2 separate regions of the Homo sapiens genome follow, and region 1 is linked to region 2. A link is a loop called in an ENCODE intact Hi-C map of the cell type or tissue named here. Cell type or tissue: heart right ventricle. All regions are shown on one strand. Each heading gives the region's core, and the rest is flanking DNA. Links, peaks and the distances in the headings are about the cores only. Region 1 has its middle 45 kb from the start of LINC03069. Region 2 overlaps LINC03069 (long intergenic non-protein coding RNA 3069).

Region 1 (5,383 bases), core at 302-5,301, 120 kb before region 2:
GGTCTTGAGTCAAATCTCACTTGTTTAAACTTAAGAGGGTTATTTAATCACTATTTCCTCTGTCAATTTGGGATTTTTATAGCTACCAATTGAGCGTAGGTTGAGTATCTCTGATCAAAATGCTTGAGATCAGACGGTTCGGATTTTGTATTTTTTCATATGTTGGAATATTTCTATAAACATCATGAAATGTCTTGGGGATGAGACCCAAATCTAAATGGAAAATTTATGTATGTTTCATATATATTTTATACACAAAGCCTAAAGGTAATTTTATACAATATTTTCAATAATTTTGTGCATGAAAAATAGTTTTGACTGCAACCTGTCATGTGAAGTCAGGTGTGGAATTTTCCACATGTGACATCACATCAGTGCTCAAAAAGTTTCAGGTTTTTGAACATTGTGGATTTCAGATTTTTGGATTAGGGATGCCCTACCTGTGTGTGTCCCGACTAACTCTGAGGCCTGGCAAGCTGTGGTTCCTCCGTCTGACCTCCGACCCCATCATCCTCCAGTCTGCTCATGCTCACTTGGCTCCATCCACACTCACCCTGATGCTTTTTAAGCAGGCCAGGCACAATCGGAAGCTAGAGAGCTGTGACCCAAGTCAGGGAGATGGTTGAAGCTGGCTCATACTGTGGGATCTGAAGAGACCACCTTCTTCCCTGGGGCCTGTCTGTCCAGAGGCCTGAGGTCGATGAATCTTTGGGGGGATTTTTGCAAAAATGCTTGTCTTAGTTTCCTCAAGCTGTAGTACAAACTGCCACAAACTTAGTGTCTTGAAACAATACAAATTGGGCTGGGTGTTGTGGCTTATGCCTGATTCCCAGCACTTTGGGAGGCCAAGGCAGGTGGATCACTTGAGGCCAAGAGTTTGAGACCAGCCTGGCCAACCCCGTCTTTACTGAAAAAACAAAAATTAACCAGGCGTGGTGGCCCATGCCTATGACCCAGCTACTTGGGAGGTGGGAGAAGCAGAATCACTTGAACCTGGGAGGTGGAGGTTGCAGTGAGCCAAGATAGGGCCACTGCACTCCAGCCTGGGTGACAGAGTGAGACTCTGTCTCAAAAAAAAGAAAAAAAAAAAAAAGAAGGAAACAACACAATACAAATTGAATATCTTAAGTTCTGAAGTCTTCCTGGGCTAAAATCAATGCATGGGCAGGGCTCTGTTCCTTTCTGGGGGCCCTTGGGGAGGAATCATTTCCTTGTCCTTCTCATTTGCTGGAGGCTTCCACACTTTTTGGCTCATGGCCCCTTCCTCCTTCTTCAAACCCAGGAATGCAGGACTGAGTCCTCCCCATACTGCTGTTTCTGTGATTCTCTCTCCTGTCTCCCTCTTACACCTTTAAGGATCTCAATGATTACACTGAGTCCACCTGCATAATCCAGGTTGCTCTCTCTATTTTAAGGTCAGACGATTAGCAACCTTAATCCATCTGCCACCTTAATTCCCACTTGGCATATAACCTAACCTAGTTATAGCATCCTGGGATTAAGACACGGTCTGCCTGGCGGAGTGACTCATGCCTGTAATCCCAGCACTTTGGGAGGGGGAGGTGGGTGGATAATTGAGGTCAGGAGTTCAAGACCAGCTTAGCCAATATGGTGAGAACCTGTCTCTACTAAAAATACAAAAATTAGCCAGGTGTGGTGGCGGACACCGGTAATCCCAGCTACTCAGGAGGCTGAGGCAGGAGAATCATTTGAACCCGGGAGATGGAGGTTACAGTGAGCCGAGATCACACCATGGCACTCCAGCCTGGGTGACAGAGAGAGACTCTGTCTTTAAAAAAAAAAAAAAAAAAAAAAAAAAAAAAAAAAAAAAAGACATGCTTATCTCTAAAGAGGGGGATATTATCTTGTTTATCACAATAATAATATCTAATTTCCACTTTTTCTTAGGCTCAGTCAACTCTCTAATATTCTTCCAATACCTTATTTTTATTTTCTCTGTTTATGTGAACCTTTTAGTGTTGGTTACTTCTGCCTGGATCATTTCCCCCAAGATATGGCAGGTCCCTCTTGCTCTCCTTGTGTTTGTTAAAGTGTCACTCTTTCAATGAGATCTTCAGACCTATTCTTGCCACACTCCAGGATTCCTGAACCTCTTTAATCAATTATTTTCTAGCTCTTGTCACCTTCTACCTTACTACATAATATGTCATACTTATTTATTATATTTATTTTCAGTCTTCAGCCACTTGAACAGTATGCCTTGGACATAACACTTAATAGATAATTTGGTACTTAATAGATAATTTGATGAATGACTGAAAAGTGTTGCTGTTAAGATAAAATGCAATGAACAGCAACGATTTGTGCCCAACACTTAAGACATTGCCTGGCACATAGGAAGTGCTCATGCAATGTTCACTCTTATTTCTAATTCCTGACTATCTCTGACTTCTAGACTTCTTCATGCCCAATCCTTCAGTCCAAATTTGAGGATAGCACAAATGTTGCTAACAAGCCCCAGGAAACTTAACTTTAAGTGTTTCTTTGGCTAGAAAGTAAACTTTAATTCTTTGAAAGCCATAAAAATCTTTCTAAAAAGGCAGAATTACCATATTGGCCTTGTCTTTCTGGAACTGTTTGGAATGAATGAACAAATCATGCGTTTATGCACCAGAAGTTCGGTTTGCTTTTCCTTTAGAGCAACGGCTCTCTGCTCCTGAATGTGAGAGGCCCCATCAGCCGCCTCAAGATTCCAGGCAACTGCAGCAGCTGTCACAAAGCATCGTGTGGCATTGAGGAATGTGGTCAGAAAGCCGCTAAATGAAAAAAGGGTCTCAGGAAGGCAAGAAGAAGGGAACAGCCCTTAAGTACCATGTGAGGAATGGGGCTTTTTCAAATCAACCCCTCTAAAAGAACCACTTCCCTGAATCTGTTGAAAGTGTAAAGTTTTCACCCTGCAAATCGGAGAAGTTCAAGTTTATACTCTAGGTAAAGAAGGTTTCCTTAAAGCAGGCCAGCAGCTGCAGCTCTCAGAAGAAAAAGAGGAAGACAATACATTTTCTTGCTTTGGTTCTGCGGTGGCAGGTGCACACCAAGGGGCATGGCCTCCAGAAGGAACAGGGGCTTGGCTGGAGAACTGTCAATTAATCATCCAGGAGAATGCCCCTGACAGCAGGGAGAAAACTCCCATTCATTTCCTCGGGATTGTGCTGCGGCCACTAAATGCAATGTTTCTACAAATAAGAATTCATCTGCTCCTGGCTCCAGGGGTCATTTGTTTGCTCCTGTGTGTTGCGGAGCAAGACCTGCTCTGCATCCACACAGGCCTGTGCTGCATCCTCGAACACAGTTGGTGCGTTCCCATCTAGTTTTCCTCTTACTGTGCCCCATTTTGAATGTACACCCTCCTCACATCTCGGCCTCATGTAAATTCTACGCATCTTTTACAACCCCACCAAGTTCCACTTCCTCCTCCAGCCACATCTTTTGATTTCTTCCCCTTTACCCTATTTTGTAAGTCAAGTGATCATGTATTATACGTATAATGATAAGTAGTAAAAACCTGGCATTAAAAATGCCCCACTTTCCCATCTACTATCTGTACCACCTTGAGGAAGTAGTCACTTCACCTCTTTGAGCCTCTGCTTCCTTATCTTTAAGATGGGGATTCCATCTAATTCAGAGTGGCTATGAGGATTGGAAGAGATAACCTACGAAAATTCTCCCAGGTCACTTTGGCCATCATAATTGCAAAGTAAATAGTAGTTGAATCTGAAACTCCTGTCCTCGGGATGGTTCAGACGCTAAACTAGAGTCTGGCATTTTAAAATCATTTCTGTGAGGGCGGGCAGGGGGCCGGGGGGGTGGTTACACAAGCCCCCTGGGATGCAAGCTCTGTAGAGCAAAGCCCTTGTCAGAATGGGCTTGAGTAGAATGGGCTCCTCATTAGCACTAATTGAATACTCCACCCCATGGTTTTAATTACTTTTTTCTTCTAGATTTACATTTTGTCTCCCAACTATATTATACTCTTCTTGGGGTCAGGAGGATGGCTTTTACAGAATTTATGTCCCACACAAGGTCTCTACTCCATTAAGTGCTCAATAAATGTCCTGGCTCATGGAAAACATTGCTATGGGTAGCACACTGTGAGGTGTACTTCCTTCCCTGGACTGCTTATTGTTCACCATTCACAACATCTGGTTTATATGTATGTTTGGCAATTAATTGCTAAGTGCCCTCTACCATTTAAAACCCAAGCAGAGAGAAATTGTGCTTATAAGAAAAGAAAAAGTAGAAAGAAAAGTTATACTTTTCATGTTTATAAAAATATGAATTCTGGCATTGATTTCTTTACCACACTGGAGTAAATTGGTCCTTTAATTGTTCAAGATTTCCACATCAATAAATAACTGTATTTATAAAAACTCTTCCCTTATATAAGGTGATGTCAGGTATGCTGATGCAATCAAGAAATGCTCTCTCTGTATGAACTCTCAATGTGGTGGCCTTGGAAAATCAGTTCAATTTGGTATTCTCATATAGGGTAGAGACAACGAGGACTGCTTAGTTGGATTTTCATGGTTGACTTTAGATATTTACCTCAATTACTGGAAATAATCACTTAAAGACTTCTAATTGAGCCTTTCTCTTGCCCTCTGACCTCTTCACAAGGTATATTATATGGATTAGAATTAACATTATTTAAGGTTTTAATGATAAATCTCAGTCTTCAGTGAATGGTCCTATAAATCTGTTTTCTCAGCCGTGGCTACCCATTAGAATAACTTGGAATTAAAAAAAAAAGAAAAAAAAAAAAAACCAGTACTCTGGCTCTATCCCAGACCAAATGAATCAGAATCTCTGGCAATGATATTTTCCTGAAACTCCCTGGGTGCTTCTCCTACGCAGCCAGGGCTGAGACTCACTGCTGAATCATGGAGAAAATGTTACAGAAATAGCTGCCAAGGTCTTTCTTCATTTCTTCATTATCAATAAGCCTCTATAGGATAGACAATGTTTGAATATAGTAGTAGTTCAATTGTAGATGTTGATATTTTAATTATTGGCTACTGGCTAATCTGACTGAGTTCTATAAGTAAACATGGAAATTTAACTTCTCCTGGGTCAGAAAAAGAGTTCACTTATTCTGCCTATGTGCTCTGTTTGTAGCATCAAAGACTGTTTTGGGAAGAACATTTTAATTACTCTCCTTGAAGGATCCCTGAAAGATCCTAAATATGTTAAAAAAAAATCTAATTTTCCTTAAACAACTCCTTTCTACTTTTTTCTTCTTTTTAAGAATTATTTGGTAGTTCTTAAACATTTTCTTTTCATAAATTTAAAATTCTGTTGTTTAATTTCATAAAAAATCTTAGAGTTTTAGTGCAAATGTGTTGCACTTGTAGATTAAATTGGGGTA
Region 2 (5,383 bases), core at 64-5,063:
ACAAGCACCTGAATTTTGGCAGAGACTCGAAGGCAGGCAGGAATGGGAAAGCTTTAGAGTGGAAAACAGGGAAAGCTTCAGGTATGCCCTGATTAGAGCCTGTTGAAATGGAAAAGTTGGAAGCAGCCTAACTAGAAGTGGGGTGTGCTATGTGATTAATTAGAGGTGCATATTTGGCTTCCTCTTATTGGTCCTAAGTTGGAAACAGGGACAAAAAATAGGAAAGCTGCCAGTTATTAAACAAATTCTGGCCACTTGGAGCTGATTGCTACAGAAGTTATTGTATAGCTTCCTAGATTGTCACTAGAGACAGCAGACTGGCTTCCTGCAAGTCTGACTTCTAGCAGGCTGGCTTTCTAGGTTGTTTATAGTAGATAAAAGGTTGGTTTCCTGGAGAGCTTGCTCCAGATTGTGGATCAAAGTTCTAATTTTATATATGGTCTAGCCATTGGTCACTTACGTATTTAGTTTCCCACAACTGAGGTTACGCTTGAAGATGGTATTCAGCAAAGCTGGGACTTGTACAGGAGTAGAGTTAAATTTCTTCTAAATATATTAAGGTAGTTTAACTCCAAAAATTGCCTCTAGGGTAAACCCAGAATGAAATATAATTTTTGTGCACACACATTTCCCATCCCCCACCCCAAATGAGATTCTATCTCCAGGCATAAGTTATGTGTTAAGTCTGGGTGTAAATCTTATTTGAACCTGAAGAGGTCTCTGAAACCTGGTCACTCGATTTGTAAATCCTGGGGCCACCTTGAAGCTGTTAGAAGTCAGCCCAATTTGAGGGCTAGGTTTTAATTTATACGATCAGTTTTTTTTAGCAGTTGTTAGTTACACACTACTGTTCAGAAAAGCATTGCCTTGTAGAATTTTAATTGATTTTCACAAAAATGCATTTGGTTTATCTACATAAATAATTTGCATTTATGAATGTTTGGTTTGCCCTTTTTTAGTCCCTGAAAATCCTAAGGAACAACATATCAAAGCATATGTTCCTAGCCCTATTTCTAGACCTTTGGAAATACCAGGGAAGTCATAAGCACGGAGGGGCAATATGGTAGAGTGCCTTGCAGGCAGGCACATCTGGTAGGACCTGGCTGCAGCACATGTGACTTTAGGTAACTGAAACTCCACGGACCTTGGTTTCTTCATATGGAAACAGGGGGATTAAAAAACCTACTATGATTCCTAGGAAGTTTAAATGAGGTAAAGTTAAAAGTGCAAGCAGAATGTCTGGCACCAAGTTGGCACATAATAAATGTTCCTTCCCTTTTCTTCCGCCCCCTGACTTTTAGAAAATGTAGCTAAAAGAAGGAAGTAATCTCTGTTCCTAAGATCATCTTTGACTCACTCCCCAATATTTTTTAAAAATCCATCCACAAATGGATTTTTTAACCTTTCTCTTCCCTGTTCCTCTTTGCTGTACTTTCCAAAGGGAAGAAGCAAGTTGAGGCAGGCTCATCAGGCCCCCTCCAGTCATAGAGTCTCCTCTAGTGCTTATCCTGGAGCACCTACCAGACCCTACTCTCTTTTCTTTGTGCATCTTTATCCTCTCATACTCACCCTATTCAGCTGTGCACTGATCCCACCGGACAAGCAGAAGTTGGGAGGATGTGGTTTCACCTCTGCTTAAGATCTGCGTTGCTGGCCTGGAGGCATTCTTGTGAGCAAGGAAGCATCACTTTGATAACAGAATGGCTTCAAGCTGGATTTGGTTTCCTGGTTTGACATTCTGGGGTTCCTGCTGCCTCCATCTTTAGGGTAGAAGATGTGCTGAAAGACTGTGCAGCCACCATAACAATCAAGCCATGTCTCATTTCAAGTCAGGGCTGGAGGAGCACAGAGCAGGGAGAATGCACTGGGTTCCTCTTTCAGACAACGTTTCACACATTTTAGATTTAACAATACCCTAAAGGCAATCTACCCAGTGCCTTACTCTCATAATCATCAAACATGTTTGTAAGGGAGGTTTAATCAACATAGCTCTCCTTCATTGGCTGTTAACCCATTAAAGTGTTATTTTAAGAATTAGCCGCCATCAATTTTGAAGAATCACAGAGTGACTAAATATCCCGGTGTCTAGAAAATGGATCTATGCCTAATGACTGGCAAGGAAACCCCTTAGCCCCAGAGTAGAGAAAATACTAGACTACCTCATTTAATACCACTGTCTGTAACCCCCAAGCCCCCATCTCTGACTACCCCACCAGCCTACACATTCAACCACATTTAACTAGGCAGAATAATTTCCTGGCTTGGAATCATTCTCGCATATGCCTGACCAGTGAAAGGAAAATTCTTAGTAATTTTCCGAATTACTGTAAGCAGCCAGCAAGAGGCAGGATAATCACAATTAATATTTGAAGATGTTTTTCCATTTATAGTACTTTTTCTTAAATAACATCTCAACTGACACTTAAAAACAGGTTTGTGGTGACTTTTATATTATTATTCTAATTTTACGATGAGGAAGTTGGGGCTTAGAGAGGAAGAAGTTGTCAGAACTTGAATACAATCCCCTCTGACTCTCAATCCTGCACTTGATTATTTGACACTATAGTCTTCAGTCTTCACAGGGTGCCCTAGCTCAGATGTGTGGGACAAATATTGAGGGTTTTGCTTAAATGGAGTGGAGGGAGCAAACCCAACATGCTCTCTGGGCTAACCAGACTCTGGAACGAGCACCACACAAAATTGTGACATTTATATTTGAAGTATATCTTCCTTCTCTTTTCTGTGCTAATTTACCTCCTACTTGCTTTTTTCTGTCCTTCTTTACCCCCATTGTAGTGCCCAGATAAGTCATTAAAGAGTATAAATGGAAAAAGAAGAGCAGATAGGTTTATCCTCAGTCCCCAAATCCCATCACTTCTATGACCCTCCAGGGCATTTTTATGATTTCTGCATTTGACTGCCTGGTATTTCTGCCCAGAGCACAAAGAGTACAAACCCCATAAAGTGCTGAATATATACACAACCCGAGCAACTTCATGGAGACTATCAGAGCAGAACAAAAGCACAGTGTTTTAGGAGGCATGGCCTTGGAGAATCACCATCTTCAGAAGCATTTACCAGACAGGTGAATGCTAGTACTTGTTGATGGCTGTTTATTTGCTCCAAAACAGCAACAGAGCCTTCATACCAGACCCTCAAAAGAAACATAATCTAGAGAATTTTCACTCCAAGTGAAGAGCAGGTTGTAGAGATGACAATGGTAAACAAGTCAACTGAGTAGGCTTGAGCCAAGAAGATAAAATGCACAGTCCAACTATTCTCTTACTAGAGCACCACCTAACCCAAGTATTCTCCTGGAATTGGGCAGGCTCATTTGGCGTGCTTTTGACATAATCTGCAACTCACAGAATAAAACAGTTGGAGAAAAGGAAAAGAAAGGAGGTACCCAGGACAAGCTGCTTTCTTCACAGTTATGTTAAAGGCCAGTCTCGATAGAAGGAAAACCACAAACCTAGGAAGCAAACACAAAGCAGAGCAGAAATTGGAAACCTTCAACAGGAGAGGCTACTATTCAAAATTAGGATAATGGTGACATTTACTCATTCTAAACTTGGAACTCAGATAAATAAAAAAGGCTGATGAAAGCTACTGATAAAAATGAAGCTGGAGTGCTGGATGCAGGAGTCTGGTTTCCTCTTTGTTTTGGGCGGGGTGTGAACAAACTTTCCCCTACAAAGAAATTTAGAAGAGAATTGGACAAAGGGCTGGGAGCTAGGCAGGAATAAATACAGAAAAGAATAGAGTTGAGGGCTCCTCTTTGTCATAAGCAGGGGAAGCCATGTAATAGAAAGGTCTAGAAAGGAGGCAATCAGATCCCAACAGTGGAAATGGTCTCATTAGAGCTTATATCTCTGGATTGGTGGTGTGGTGATGGTGGTTTAACTATAGCCAGCTTTGAAAGGCAATGACCCAAGACTTTTTGGAAAGCCCCATCTGATGTCCTATTTCCTGATCTTACAGTACATCCTAATATAACCCATATCCTAGGTCTGAGTTATAAAACAACAAAATGAAAAGTCATTTGGCCCATCCATTCATCCATTTTTTCACTGCTCGAGAAGGATTTATTGAGTAAATATTTCATGCCAGATACTGTGCTAGATGCTGGGAACATGGACACAAGGAACAAGTGCTCTCTGCCCATTGAGAAACAGACAGCCATGTATTCAGACAATTATAAAATACTATGATTAATGATAGAAGAAATAGCTAGGCACAATAAGAACAGATAGTAGAGGCATGAGAAAGCCTAGGGAATCTAGAATAGGGTATGATTCTTTTTCCCAAAATAAAAAATATAAGGGGACACATTTCAGGGACATTTAGTACATATTTGATGCAATAAGCTCTTTTTAAAATTAATTTTTTATTGATATATGATAGAGTTACAACAAACTTTACAAATCTTGTGTTCTGCTAAGCTTTTACATGCATACATGTGAGTCATCACCACTCATATCAAGATACAGAATATTCTCACACCCCAGAAGGCACCCTCGTGCTCTTAGTCAATACCCTCTCCCTAGAGGTAACCACTGTTCTGACTTCTGTCACCTTGGGTTAGTTTTGACTGACTTCAACTTCCCAGAAATGAAACTGTACCGTATGTATTCTTTGTGGCTGTCTTTCTCCACTCATCATTAACTCGATGAGATTCATCCAGATTATGTAAATGTCTTTATACTAAAATGAGGTGGCAGTGGAAGTCGTTCCTGGATTTTAGGATTTTTCTCGAGGGGAGTTAATTGGCTGGGAAAGGGGAAACAGATGGTGGAGTGGAACAACATAAAAGTTTAGATTCAATGAGGGAGGGTTTCAGTTTTGCAGAGACCACTTGCTAAGTGTGTATCTTGAGAATATCAGTCTCTGAACTTCAGTTTTCTTCTCTGCAAAATGAAGATAACACCACCACCTACCTCACAGAGCTGTTAATATAATGTATGTAAAAAAGATCAGTTCTAAACTGTAAAGTGCGATACAAATAGATTTTTAACTGTTTTCATTAGTTTATTGTTTCTGCACAAATAGATATGTGAGTGTGTATTTATGAATGGCTAAAGATATGTAAAAGACAATTTTTCTATTATGCCTTAGCATACTCTTAGCAATCAATTGGATTTTATTACTCAAATGCAATTTAATTAACATTCAACAACTGCCTTGTTAAATTTAAAAATTTATTCTAGTTGCATGTGATCTGAAGCTAAAACATGAGTTGGTATTCTAAGTCTTGGGATCTGGTTGTCAAATCAAACAATACTTTGAATTTACCAGACATGTTATAACACCTGTAATAATGCACATTAAAAAGTGCCCTATCTTGAGCCTCCATTTCCTTCTGTTACAAGTCTTGCATTGTAAA

Evidence for each region. Hi-C counts contacts between places; a loop is a spot of excess contacts. Peaks named below come from ENCODE experiments on the same cell type or tissue, not always from the same donor. Only the 100,000 strongest peaks of a DNase experiment are listed, where the experiment ranks them.
Region 1: it touches region 2 in a loop (2.1-fold over the local background); 1 of 110 quality-filtered maps calls a loop at or near these places.

The regions. Positions count from the first base shown.
Region 1 is chr18:56,233,278-56,238,660 of GRCh38, reverse strand. No RefSeq gene overlaps it. Among named protein-coding and RNA genes, the nearest start is that of LINC03069, 45 kb to the right of the region's middle. In heart right ventricle, for the core only: no CTCF peak of the experiment used is centred there; a DNase peak (open chromatin) is centred at 3,140; H3K27ac peaks cover 924 bases.
Region 2 is chr18:56,111,734-56,117,116 of GRCh38, reverse strand. All of the region lies in intron 3 of LINC03069 (long intergenic non-protein coding RNA 3069), which reads left to right. The region is part of intron 3 of LINC01539 (long intergenic non-protein coding RNA 1539); the gene reads left to right. Among named protein-coding and RNA genes, the nearest start is that of LINC01539, 23 kb to the left of the region's middle. In heart right ventricle, for the core only: no CTCF peak of the experiment used is centred there; no DNase peak of the experiment used is centred there; H3K27ac peaks cover 1,667 bases.